Linked DNA regions of Homo sapiens: region 1 is linked to region 2. The links are chromatin contacts, found by Hi-C or POLR2A ChIA-PET in ENCODE. All regions are on one chromosome and are shown on one strand. The core of a region is the stretch at or near the end of the contact, and the rest is flanking DNA. Distances in the headings are between cores, read along the strand shown.

Region 1 (7,269 bases), core at 463-2,962, 5.6 Mb before region 2:
GAGCCACTCACCTCAGCCTCCCAAAGCGCTGGGACTACAGGCATGAACCACCACTCCCAGCCCCTTTGCACATTTATAAATTGTGTTCTTTTTGGTTTTGTTTTGTTTTAAATTCGGTTTATCTTTTTGTTGTTGGGTTCCTTTCACAATAAGTTAACTTTTGTCAACTGAAAAATAAAAATAAAATTCTATGCCCCCCAACTGACTGAACAGGCCCTCTCTTGGCCAAGGAGACCCTAGAAAAAACTTGGAAGCTGAGTTCCTACTCATGACAGGATGGGAAGTCGGACACACCTCTTTATAACCCCTCCCTCTATAATCGCCATTAGATTTTCTTTCCTAAGGGTTAAACAGAAACCAGCCCTTTTGAAAGACTCACTCCACCAGCCTGATGCTGACCCTCCCATTTGCAGTTTCAATAGAACAACCGACTAGCATTCCTTCCTGATAAGAGATCACCCACCATCCAGGGAGTGGTTCTGGCCAGTCGACAGAGGACGTGCAGTGAGGGTTTTCACATCCCCTGCTTCACCTTTTGAAGTCAAGCGGTAGAAAACTCTACCCTTGGATCATGCTAAGGCCACCATTTTTTAAACATGGGATCCACAGAGAGGCATGAAGCTCAACTGCACATGCACAAATTGCTCCTTTCATAAATATTCGTGACCCCTCTTACAGTTTATTTAACATGTATATTTGGCCACTGTGTTTAGCATAAATCCCTGTCTTATTCTTCCAACCCTGGAAGTGCCTGTTTTTGGCTTCTGACTGGAAGCTAGGCTTCCCAGTCTGTCAAAATGGCTACCATGCAGGTTCAACTCTTTTTTTTTTTTTTTTTTTTTTTTTTTGAGATGATGTCTTGCTCCCAGACTGGAGTGCAGTGGCACAATCTTGGCTCTCTGCAACCTCTGCCTCCTGGGTAAGCAACTCTTCTGCTTCATCTTCCCAAGTAGCTAGGACTACAGGTGCAGGCCACCACATCCAGCTAACTTTTGTATTTTTAGTAGAGATGGAGTTTCACCATGTTGGCCAGCCTGGCCTCAAACTCCTGACCTCAAGTGATCCACCCGCCTCAGCCTCCCAAAGTGCTGGGATTACAGGCATGAGCCACTGTGCCCGGCCAGGTTCAACCCTTTATGAGAAATAAAGTTCATCTGATTGGGCACAGTGGCTCATGCCTGTAATCCCAGCACTTTAGGAGGGCTAGACAGAAGAATCACTTGAACCCAGATGTTCGAGACCAGCTTAGGCAACATAGTGAGCCCCACTATTTCTATTTTTTTTAAACTAAAGAAAAATATGAAGTAAACAGTGCTAAAATAGTGATGGCAATACAGAAATCAGGAACTAGTGGCATGACATTTTGAGAAAGATATTTAAATAAGCTGGAGAGACTCGGTGTCTCCAGCTTTAAAACAGAAATCAGTCTCTGCCACTTCATAGGTGCTAGAACAAAAGAGACTTGTTCCAAATGAGATGACGCATGTGAAGCGCTTACCCAGTGCTCGGCAAGGGGAAGCACTCTCTAAACGTTAGCAAATACCATGGTAGGACACAAGGCCCCTGACTCTCCGCTTTCAGCTTACTGAAGATCCTCAAAACCAACAGCACACAGCTTCCAGCGCATGCTCCTTTCCCCAAGACCTTGTGGGGGAACCCGCCGCCAGCGCGGAGCCACCGTGACTCGTAGCCTGACTTCCGTTTCCGGGGGCGGCTTCCGGCGGCGTGACCTGACCGCAAGAGGCCAATGGAGTGTGGGAGCTGAAAGGGTCTTCGCTGGCGGCCGGTAACTGGCGGCGGTTGGGAACGGCCGAGTGTGGCTCTTCTGGTGTTTCAGCTTGGGGAGAGAGGGGTGGCCTTCCTCTTGCAGTTGAGGCCGGCGCCGAGCCGGACTTCAGGCGGATCTCGTGGCGGAGCCCATCTTGCTCCCTCTCCCAGGCCTTTACCCGCTCCCTAGGATTCCCGGGCCCTGTAGGTGGGAGTTGGGAGACGTGAGTTCTCTTTCATTCTGCGCCTCTCATTGGCTCTCTGACCTTGTGCGGAACGCGTCCTTTAGCTGACCTCAGCTGCATTTTTTAGAAGATGGAGATTGTATTCACAGTGACTGTCAGCTTTTTAACGGCGGGAACTGACGTAGTGTTAAACACTGTCGTGTATCGCTGGCACAGCACAAGGACATTATAGGTATTCTGTACTCAATTAAGTTATTTTGAGTCACAGACCTTTTGAAAATCTCGTGTAAGCTATGGCCCCTCCACCTCTCTAATACTTCCCCCGGCCCCCACCCCAAGCACACACAAAAGCTTATGCATAGGAAATTTGTTTTACTATTTCGGATTACTTCCAAGATCTCTCTCCTGATGCCCATCTATGGATCCCAGAGTCTGGCAAGTAGTAGGCGTTTGAACATTTGTAATCATTAGATAGTAAGTATTCAGTTAACCATTTTTATTTTTAATTTTTTCTTTTTTTTTTTTTTTTTTTTTGAGACAGGGCCTCACTGTGTCACCCAGGCTGGAGTGCAGTCCTCCCACCTCAGCCTCCCAAGTAGCTGGACTCCAGGCGCCCACCACCACGCCCAGCTATTTTTTGTGTTTTTGGTAGAGATGAGATTTTGCCATCTTACGCAGATTGGTCTCGAACTCTTGGCCTCAAGCAATCTACTCACCTCAGCTCCCTAAAGTGCTGGGATTACAGGCATGAGCCAGTGTGCCCAGCCCAGTTAATCATTTTTAAATGCATGAAATGCTATTTCACAGGAGGGAAGAAGATAGATAGCCTATTAATAAGTTTTAATTATTGGCCTAACCAGGTACTACTCTCACTTGTCTCCTAACGACTCTAGGAAAGAGGTATTACTAATTACTTAATTACATTTGAAGGTTTGGGAGAATTAATTTGCCATAAGTCATTCAACCTATGATGGTGGAGGCAAGAATTCAAACCTGTATCTATCTGAAACTCCAAAAGCCCCATATTATTATTATTATTATTATTTATTTTATTTATTTATTTATTTTTTTGAGACAGAGTCTTGTTCTGTTACCCCAGCCGGAGTGCAGTGGCATGATCTCAGCTCACTGCAATCTCCACCTCCCGGATTCAAGCAATTCTCCTCCCTCAGCCTCCCAAGTAGCTGGGATTACAGGCTCCCACCACCACACCTGGCTAATGTTTGTATTTTTAGTAGAGACGGGGTTTCACCATGTGGGCCAGGCTGGTCTTGAACTCCTGACCTCAGGCAATCTGCCCGCCTCGGCCTCCCAAAGTGCTGGGATTACAGGTGTGAGCCACCACGCCCAGCCAAGCCCTATATTCTTAACTAACCATGTTCTTAACATCTAGATGCAGAAATGGATTTGAATGTGATCTGCAGTTTCTGTCGTAGTTATGAAATGGCTTTTGTCAACATGGGTTACCCCAAAGCAAACATTGCATGCTATGGAAATACTTCTTGTCTCTTTTTCTCCCATGGTATCTGTATTGCTTCTTTAATAATAACATCATGTTTTACAGCCTGCACTCTGTGCCCATGTTTATTCAACCCTTTTTACTTTGGTGACTGTTTATCAGATGTGTTGCCTTGTTCTTCCTGCCCTCCAGAGCCCATGTTTTTAATTATAACTGAAATATGAGATGATAATATTTGGGCTTTATTTCTTTTTCTTTTAAAGGACAGTACTGCTTTTAAAGAGACAGTGTTAGGGATCTTGGAAGCACAGCCAACATGTGTGACATTGAAGAAGCCACTAACCAACTCCTAGATGTGAACCTTCATGAGAACCAGAAGTCTGTACAAGTGACAGAAAGTGACCTCGGAAGTGAATCTGAGCTTCTAGTCACTATTGGAGCCACTGTACCTACTGGCTTTGAGCAAACAGCTGCAGATGAAGTCAGAGAGAAACTTGGGTCATCATGCAAAATCAGCAGAGACCGTGGCAAGATATATTTTGTCATTTCAGTGGAAAGTCTGGCACAGGTTTGAATGGAGCAATATTTAAAATAGTTTTCTAAGTTGATCATTTTATGGTTACTTTTCATTTTATAGACCCTTCTGGAATCCTTTCTGATTTTCATTGCTCTGCCCCAAATCAGGTGATTTTAAAGTTACTGCATTTTCTATTGAGTACTGATTTGTAATTTTGACTGTAGTTTCAGTATCCCTTAGGACCAAAAGTGTTTCAGATTTTTGGAGGGGGGTGGGGGGAGTTTTGGAATATTTGCATTATACTTGCCAGTTGAGCATTTCTTTTTTTTTTCTTTTTCTTTGAGACAGAGTCTTGCTCTGTCATCAGGCTGGAGTGCAATGGCGCGATCTTGGCTCACTGCAACCTCCGCCTCCCAGGTTCAAGCAATTCTCCTGCCTCAGCCTCCCCAGTAGCTGGGACTACAGGCGCCCGCCACCGCATCTGGCTAATTTTTGTATATTTAGTAGAAACGGGGTTTCACCATCCTGGCCAGGCTGGTCTCGAACTCCTAACCCCGTGATCCACCCGCCTCGACCTCCCAAAGTGCTGGGATTACAGGCCTGAGCCACTGCGCTCGGCCTGCCAGTTGAGCATTTCTAATCTGAAAATCCGAAATGCTGCACTGAGCATTTCCTTTCAGCATTGTGTTGGGGCTCAAAAAGTTTCAGATTTTTAGATGTGGGCTGCTCAACCTGTAGTAGGATTGCTACATTTTTAGAGGTGATCTAGTATTTCTTGAGGATTGAATTCACCAGAAAGAATACTGTTCAACTTAAGAAATTCTCTAAGTATCTCAGTATTTATTTACTTCAGCATATAGCAGATGTTTAACCTTTGGTGATGAAACATAAAAGAGATTTTCCTTTTAATTTGCATCAAAAATTCTTGCTCAGAAGTAATTAGGACTCACTCAAGGTAAAAAGTGAAGGTCAGAAAACTGCAATCTCACTATCATAAAGCTGATATATCTCATTACCACATAAGCAGTGAGAGGGCAAGGATTGTTGTCTATTTTTTTTTCCACCAATATATCCCACGCTCTTAGTGTCTGGCATATAGTAGGTACCCAGAAAATATCTGTGGGATGAATTGGTAAGCAAATGTTTTCCATCCAATATTTTAGCCAATACCCTCAGCAGCTTTGTGAAGATAGGCACTATTATTATCCTCATTAATCATTAGGCTTAGGACACATAAATAATTTCCCCAGGGCCACTCAGCTAGTAATCACAGAACTGGAGCTCAAATCCCCTGCTTTTAACCATTGCAGCATACAGTGTACCCTAGAAAGTCATCGAGGAAATATGATACAGCCCACCTGAGTGGCTTCACCTTTCTCTTCTCCCACAAAAGACGTGTTGCCCACAAAACACTTCATGCTTCTCTCTTTCCATCTGCCCTTTTTCCCTTTCTCTAGGGGAAAGCTGATTAGTAACCAAAGAGATGAGAAACTAGGGAGATGGGACATTTTAAAAATACAAAATATAGTTAGTAGCTGCTTTAAAACTATCATTCCTAATTTTTTAAATACTTAATTGTTGATAGCTTGTGCTGTTCAAAAGCTTTCTCAGAAATGTGTTTCTTTTTTTTTCACCCAGGTTCATTGTCTGAGATCAGTTGATAACTTATTTGTGGTGGTTCAGGAGTTTCAAGATTACCAGTTCAAACAAACAAAGGTGAGCTATCCTAAACATGGTGGCTGATTTTTGGCTGTCTTCCACAAAGAGATTATTTCCATTTTTCATAGTCTGTGAAAGTTTAGCATTACTGTAGTCTTTGTAATAGAGAATACTGGGAGGCTTTTACAGTAAAATCTAGAGTTTTGCTGACAGTCTATCCCAAAAGATGTTTTTTGAAAATTAGTATTGAAAACCATTAAAGTTTATAAGAAAGAAGAAAACACCTTGTTTTACTTGTAAGAGATATAAACCTTAGATTTGCTTTGCTTTTACATATATTTAGTTCCAAAAGAGAATTGCTTCCAGAACATGAACCAAAGAACAAGTGACAGTTTGTGTCTTCTACAAATAACACTTCCTCACCATCCTGCTTTTGCTCTGCTTTCTTCTCTTTCTTCATTTTTTGAAATAAAGCCAAAATAACATCTAAATACTCCTTCAGTTGTTAGGACAACAGCTTTGTCTCCAATATGTATTTAGCATCTGAATCCTAAATATTCAGCTGCTGCCTAAGCTGAAGGTTGAAAATAGATTGCAGCAAGGCTTTAGGTTTTTTCCACACTGCTTTTTGGTTAGGTTTCTAGAGTTAACCGCTTAAAAACATTTTTCTATCAGTTTTACGTATCTTAGAAATAATCTTTTTAAAAACAACTGTGATACGCTACCTAATTGTCTAACTTTTATTTATTGGCAAGCATGTTGATTTCCAAAACGTTATTCAAAAACGAGTCAAAGTTGTATGAACCCTCAGCCTAGAAAACAATAAGACCAGACCTAAAAGAAGTCAGACTTAAGGGCCTGGCGTGGTGGCTCACACCTGTAATCCCAGCACTTTGGGAGGCCGAGGCGGGTGGATCATGAGGTCAGGAGATCGAGACCATCCTGGCTAACACGGTGAAACCCCGTCTCTACTAAAAATATAAAAAATTAGCCGGGCGTAGTGGTGGGCGCCTGTAGTCCCAGCTACTCAGGAGGCTGAGGCAGGAGAATGGCGTGAACCCGGGAGGCGGAGCTGGCAGTGAGCAGAGATCACACCACTGCACTCCAGCCTGGGCGACAGAGCGAGACTCCATCTCAAAAAAAAAAGTCAGACTGAAAATAGATAAAAATTGTATTAAGTAAAAATCTAACTTTTAGAAAAGCTTAAAGCAATTCTAATGAGTTCTCTTAAGTATTCAGATGATAATCATGAATTTATTAGTCCCCACCCCCCTCTTTTAAAAAATATTGAGATGGGGTCTCACTATGTTGCCCAGGCTGGTCTCAAACTTCTGGGCTCAAGTGATCCTCCCACTTAAGCCTCCCAAAGTGCTGGGATTACAGGTGTAAGCCATTGCACCTGGCCCCCATTCCCCACCTCCACCCGCGCATATTTTTTTTTTTTTTTTTTTTGAGACAGAGTCTTGCTCTGTTGCCTAGGCTGGAGTGCAGTGGCACAATCTCAGCCTACTGCAACCTCTGCCACCTGGGTTCAAGCGATTCTCCTGCCTCAGCCTCCCGAGTAGCTGGGACTATAGGCATATGCCACCATGCCCGGCTAATTTTTGTATTTTTAGTAGAGACGGGGTTTCAGCATCTTGGCCAGGCTGGTCTTGAACTCCTGACCTCGTGATCCACCTGTC
Region 2 (6,637 bases), core at 2,236-4,735:
AGCCACCATGCCCGGCCAATGCCATCTATTAAAAAAACAAAGAAAAAGAGTACACAACCACAAAGCACTGGGCCAAATGCATTGTTTCCATGTTTGCAAGGATTTACCATAGAAATATTAGGTTGATGCAAAAATTAAATTTCCAGACTGCGAATTTTAAATCATTGTAACTACGCTAAAACATATTCTATTAATCAAAACAGGAACCATTACAATCAACACATTTTTGCCAATGAGAAATGTTTGTTTATTCCTGTAGCATAAAAATCCGTGCTTCAGGATTTGACGAACTCTTGGAAAGCATTTTCTGCACCATGCTGAAGTGTTTTCCCTGCAAAAAGTTGTCAAGATGCTAGCAGAAGTGGTAGTCAGTTGGCGAAAGGTCAGGTGAATATGGTGGATGAGGCAAAACTTTGTAGCCCAATTCCTTCAACTTTTGAAGCACTGGTTGTGCGACACGCAGTCAGGTGTTGTCGTGGAGAAGAATTGGGCCCTTTCTGTTGACCAATGCAGGCAGCAGGTATTGCAGTTTTCGGTGCATCTTACCAATTTGCTGAGCATACTTCTCAGATGTAATGGTTTCACCAGGATTCAGAAAACTGTAGTGGATCAGATGGGCAGCAGACCACCGAACAGTGACCATGACCTTTTTTTTGGTGCAAGTTTGGCTTTGGGAACTGCTTTGGAGCTGCCTCTTGGTCCAACCACTGAGCTGGTTGTTGTATAAAATTCACTTTTCATTACATGTCACAATCCGATTGAGAAATGGTTTGTTGTTGCGTAGCATAAAAGAAGACTACACTTCAAAACGATAGTTTTGATTTCCGCTCAGCTCATGAGGCACCCACTTATCAAGCTTTTTCACCTTTCCAATTTGCTTCGAATGCTGAACGACCCTAATGACCGTAGAATAGTCAACGCTGAGTTCTTCTGTAATTTTTCATGTAGTTCAATGATTGCTCTCAATTGGTCGTTGTCAACTTCCCATGGCCCATATCACGTTCCTCATCTTCAAGGCTCTCTTCCTTGCAAAACTTCTTAAGCCACCACTGCACTGTATGTTTGTTAGCAGTTCCTGGGCCAAATGTGTTACTGATGTTTTGAGTTGTCTTCGCTGCTTTATGAACCATTTTGAACTCGAATAAGAAAACTGCTCCAAATTTGCTTTTTATCTAACATCATTAGACAAAAAGCATATTCTAAAATAAACAGCAATAAGTCATTAGCAAAAAAATAAAGTGAGAAATGTGCATTAAAATGATCCACATTTATTTAAGAATGTATTCCAATATCAAACAGCAAATTTCAAAAATGCAAAAACGCAATTGCTTTTGCCTCTCAGGTACATCACTTGACCTTTCTAGTTCTCACCCACTTCACCCCTAAAATCGGAAAATCTTTCTGCAAGAAAAAAATTTGACCACATTCCCTTAAGGCCTCTTCCAATTTCAAGAGCTGTGCTTTACCATGACAAAACGAACCTAGCTCTTTTCCCAATTTTGCAACGTCAGAAAAAGGAGGAAGGGGAAATAGCTGTGTTTAAAACATTTTTTACCAAATAGAAATATTATAAGATTATGGAAAAAAAAATACTAAATGTTGGAGTCATCCTGATAAAAACCCAAATGGATACTGTGTGGGAAAAAAAGTTAACCCATCCATTCTGGAGTCAATATTTATTCTTAATAAGCAAGAAAACTGAAGAAAAAAAATCAGTATAAGATCTACAGCCTGTAGCCTAAACACTTCAGGGCATTTAGGATAAATAAGCGCCTGCACCTTCCCAGGCAAGTCAAAACCACGACATAAAACAGAGAAATATGTAAGGAAAACCTACAGCCCAAGAGTTTAAGAGCAAGACAGGCCAATTTCTTCAAATAAATTTAAGCAATGCTGCTAAAAGCTGCTTTACACATCCCTATTACCATGTACTACTTCCAAATTTCGAGGAGGAGGGGCATGGAATTACACAAGATCTGGATCGTATGTTTACTAAGAAACCAAAAATTATAGGTTCTGGGGCGTTTCAACATTTCACCTGAGATGGCCAGAACGGGCGCATCTTTAGACCTTTAAAACCTAAATTAAAAACTATCAGTACCGAGGAAGGGCCGAAGAGCTCAATACCCACCCAATACAACCCCCACTTCCGACCTACAGACGCTCTGCTGAGCGGCTGGGAGAATCCGTCGCGCCAGTCAGGGCCCGGCTTCTTCCAACAACAGACACTTTGCGAGCCTTCCAGAAGCCTTGGCTAAGCGAGAAGGCAGGGTGGAGGCCGCCACTGCGAGGACGGTCCCCACCCAGCTGCGAGGAGCTCGCGGTTCCCCAGAGGGGCGGGCCTGCGTCCGGGTAACCGTGCGCGACGTCCACGAGTTTTTAGGACGACCAGCCCTTCAGCCTCTAGGCCCCGACGCCTGCGCCATTTAAGCCACATATCCGCCCGCCCGGCCGCGGCCAAGGCCGGCGGCAGCTACGTAGCCGCCGCCGCCCGGGGCCCCACAGCCCACGGGCCGGATGGACCGAGCGCCGGCTGCGGCGTTCCGGTGCGCGCGCGCGCCTCAGCCAATCGCGTTCTCGCCCGCCCCCCGCCGCGGCGGCGAGGCTGGCGCTGGGAAGAGGAAGAAGAACATTCGCCCTCCTCCTACCAGCGCGCGGGCGGCGGCGGCGGCGGCACCGGGGTCACGAACTCTGACCTTTCACTGACAAAAACAATAACAAACCCCCCCTTCTCCGCGACCCCGGCGGCGCCCCCGGGCCCGTCCCCGCCACCCCGCTCCCACCTCGGCGTCTCGTCTCTCGCCCGCTGCCCCGCGAGCCCGCGGCCCCCGGGCTCCCGCCATCCGCCGACACCGGGAGCCCGGGCTCCCCGCGCCCTGCCCTCCGCGCCGGGGGCCGCCCGCCGCAGACACGGGACCCGCTTCGAGGCCGCTTTGGCGCCAAATCCTGAGGTAAAATTGAAAGAGGGTCGGGCGGGCTCGGGCCGGCGGCGGAGGGGGCGGGCCTGGCGCGCGGACATGGAGGCGCCGCGGCGGCGGCTGAACCCGACCCTTTTACCTTTGCCACGGGGTGGCGGCGGCGGCGCCCGGCGCTTTGCATAGTGGGCCGGGCCGCTCCCCTCCCCTCCCCGCCCGCGGCCGGGCGAAGCGAGCGGGTTCCCCCTGACCGGCCCGGCCGGCGCAAGGGTGGGGGTGGAGGGGGAATGGCCGCGGCCCCGCCTTATAGTTGGCCCTCCGCCAGCGCCGCCATTTTGTTCTCGACGGAGATGGCTCCGGCTGGGCGGGCTCCCTTCCTCCTTATCCTCCTCCTCCTCCCGCCTGCAGTCCCTTCTTCCTTCTCTGCCGGGATTTTCACCCCTCCGCTTCTAGTCCGCCTTTGGCGGCCGTCGCAGCCCAACCGCCGTTTTTTCTGAAGGGGAGGGTAAAAGAAAAGGAGGAAGGCGGGTGCGAGGCGCGACCTCGTGAGCGACGGATGGGCTGGCTAATTGGCGCCCAGATAGGAGGGCCGGGGCCTGTGGCACCGCCCCCCTAAGCTTTGCTGATTGGCTGAGGCGGAAGAGGGTGGTCCTTATGGGGCGCGGGAGCCCTGGCGGGGCGGGAGTAGAGGCCGGGGCGAAGAGTGGGGCCGGGTCGGCGGGGGCGGGGCCGGGGGCGGGGCGCGAGGGGCGCGGCCGGGTGGAGAGGCCGGCGCCTGGTCTTGGGTCAGCAGGTGGGCTGCTTCCCTCCGCCTGGAACGCGTCTCGAATGAGTACTGAGGAACAATAGTAATAAAGGTGATGAAGCATTTCGAGTCCACGATGCGCTCTCGTGGGAAGAGGTTTTCGGAACCAGGACACTTTTCAGGGCTCCTGCTCGTTATTTCGCAGCGGCCTTGGCGAATCCCCTAATGAGGCTCAATTTTATCGACTGTAAATGGGGGGCATGCGCATTCTTGCCAGGCCGGACCTCCCTTCTGAGCATTGTTTGTGGGGCTCTACTCAGAAAATGGAGGCAACGCTACTTTGCGAGCTTCAGAGTCACTTGAAAATGGTGTTATTGTTAAAAATGGGATTACAGCCACCAGGAGAGGCAAGCGTTAAGGGTATTTGGGGTTTGAGAGAGCACAATTCGGGAGTGATTCTCTTCTCATTCGTTCGCTGAATACATGTTGACTTAGTTTTTTAGGCACTGGGGACACATCTGGAGAACCAGCTGTACAAGACCCCTGCCCTCACTAGAGTTGGGGGCTGGGGGGTGAATAGACAAATAATTCCAGAGAGTCATAAGTTCTGTGAAAGAAAAGAAGCCAAATGACCTGCTGAAGAAGACCTGAGGCGTTAATTTAGATGGAATGGTCAGGGTGGCCTCTCTGAGTAAGTGATGTTTGAACAGAGGAACCCAAGGGAGGAATGGCATTCCAGACAGGACATCCCGTGTAACGGCCCTGGAGGAAGAGCATTTGATGTGATCGAGAACTGGCTGCTTGTGGCTGGAGAGTTGGTTGGAACTAGTAATTGTCCATTATCCCACTTTGTTTCCAAGCCAAAGGCTGTGAAATATAGCAACGGTAGTGAGGAACAAATCTTCAATGTAATAAGAAAGTCGAGGAAAATACAGCCTTCATATGAATTACTGATGAATACATGACTTGGGAGGAGGGCCTCAGAAACTCACTTTACTTCCAGATTCAAATCCTTCGTCAGCCTCTTATATACATTTTCAGTTCATCAAGTATTTCCTGAGTGCTACGAATACTCCAGGCACTATGTGCTAGGCTGGGAATACAAAAAAGTAAGACACTGGTCCTCAAACATGTGAATATGATTTATTTATTTATTTATTTATTTTTTGAGACCAAGGTCTCACTCTGTCGCCCAGGCTGGAGTTGAATATAATTCTCTGTGTGTGAGTTCTCTCTTTCTCTCTCTCGAGATAGAGATATTTATACACATACATACACAGACATAAAATGTTTTAGTGTTGTGGTTAGCAACTCCCCAACTTTTACTAGCAGTGTGATTTTGTGTAAGCTACCTTTCCTAGCCTCACTGTCCTCATCTGGACAATAATAGAGCCTTCCTTCCTGAACTGAAGATTAGATGAGTTAATGTAAATAATAGAGCTTAGAAAAGTGCCTGACATGTAGCAAATACTGTGTAAATAGAGTTATTGTTGTCATTATGAACTACTGGTATAGACATTGGACTAATTAAGTGATATAAATAATGAAATTTTTATGCAGTGTGGTGTAGGGGCAAAAACAATAGATTCGAACACCGAGATTCTAGTTTTGGCTCTGTGCTTGCAGCTAGTTACATGGCATCCAGGACAAAAGTTTGGAAAACAAAATAATGGAACTAAATAGTACTAACCAAAGTATAGGGTGCTTTATGATTTACAGAACTCTCTTACAGGCAGTATGTTGTTCAGGCGCCACTAGAACCCACGTAATGGCAGAGGCTTCCTGTTCCATGTTTAAAAACCTTTCCAAGGCTTTTCATTATTTTCTTATCTGTGGTACCCCTAGCTTCCTGTGCTCTAGACACACTGGCCTACCTTCAACTTCCTTGACCAGTGTAGCTTACAGTGTAAGCTTACCCCCCACCCCCACCCTACCTCAGATATTGGCTCAAGCATCACTTCTTCAGGGAAGTCCTAATTCCCATTGCCAGTCTAAATCAGATTCTTTTTATTCTTTTCTTTATAATCTTTATCTCACTTTATAATTACACACTCTATTATGTGATTATTTGATTAATGTCTGTCCTTACCACACTGTAAGCTGTGAGAGCAGGAATACATTTTGTTTACCATTACTTATCCAGCACTTAGAAGAGTGCCTGGCACTATTTGTTGAATGAATTGTTGATAATTTATGATGTCACTGATAACTAAGTTGCTGTACATTGATGGATACCTTTTGTGTGAGCCTCTTTGGCAATTCAGATAGCACTGCCAGCAATAATAAGCCTGTTACGGTATTTGGTTGAATTTAGCAAGTGATTTCTGACAGATATGCCACTTTCTGGAGACATAAATATGGATAAAATGACCCATTTCAATAGTTTTTCCCACTCATTTTTTTATGATTGAATTACAAGTTTAAGTGCATGAAAGTTAATAAGTTCATATGTGAAGAAATAAATAGCCCAAACATAACTTATGTTATTTACTTTAGCTGAAGAAACGAAGCACTAAGCTACCATGATTTTCTTGAAATCAAATATTCTGATTTTTGTCTCACCATCACAGGGGATTGGAGAGAAGGAACAAGCCTCCAGTGGGTTCACAGGGAATTGGGAGTTGAAAGTCTCTGTAGCCATTAATTCGGGATATTTATCTTTCTAAAGATAAATTGATTCATTTAATGAAATTATTGAAAATCACCTTTTAATTGCTTTACCAAGGTTAAAAGCAAATTTTGTTAAGTATACATCAAGTTTCTACTCGAAAGTGTGGTAAATAAAACATTTGTATTAACTTATTTTATATTGTAAAACTTTTAAAATAAGATATTGTTATGGTATTTTAAAAATAATAATAGTTTAACTGTTTATTTTTGGGTTTTTTTTTCTGTCTTGCTCAAAGATTTTTGGTATCACTTGTTCAATTCCTTAAGCTAATTACTCAGGGTAACCAAAGAACTGCTAGTTTAGTAA

What was found. Hi-C counts contacts between places; a loop is a spot of excess contacts on that map. ChIA-PET counts read pairs that join two places held with the same protein, here RNA polymerase II (POLR2A). Pooled maps may share reads with other maps.
Region 1: a loop to region 2 is called in a map of ascending aorta, with 13 times the contacts of the local background. The contact joins the promoter of THUMPD3 here to the promoter of FGD5-AS1 in region 2. A Hi-C loop is called at or near these places in 1 of 168 maps with a recorded cell type or tissue (ascending aorta) and 3 of 50 pooled maps. POLR2A ChIA-PET finds 5 or more read pairs at or near these places in 1 of 52 experiments (activated T-cell).

Annotation. Positions count from the first base shown.
Region 1 is chr3:9,361,342-9,368,610 of GRCh38, forward strand. THUMPD3 (THUMP domain 3 tRNA guanosine methyltransferase) reads left to right here and starts at 1,713. Exons shown (of 10, transcript NM_001114092.2): 1 at 1,713-1,786; 2 at 3,675-3,979; 3 at 5,567-5,644. The coding sequence starts at 3,728. It also overlaps a transcript of SRGAP3 not described here. RefSeq lists enhancers at 1,443-1,652, 1,873-1,932, 2,003-2,082, 2,103-2,162.
Region 2 is chr3:14,944,956-14,951,592 of GRCh38, forward strand. FGD5-AS1 (FGD5 antisense RNA 1) reads right to left here and starts at 3,486. Exons shown (of 2, transcript NR_046251.1): 1 at 3,058-3,486; 2 at 1-1,199. NR2C2 (nuclear receptor subfamily 2 group C member 2) reads left to right here and starts at 2,628. Exons shown (of 14, transcript NM_001291694.2): 1 at 2,628-2,951. RefSeq lists enhancers at 1,779-2,468, 3,157-3,844, 3,291-3,490, 3,845-4,532 and silencers at 2,251-2,680, 2,731-2,800, 2,821-3,240, 3,631-3,690.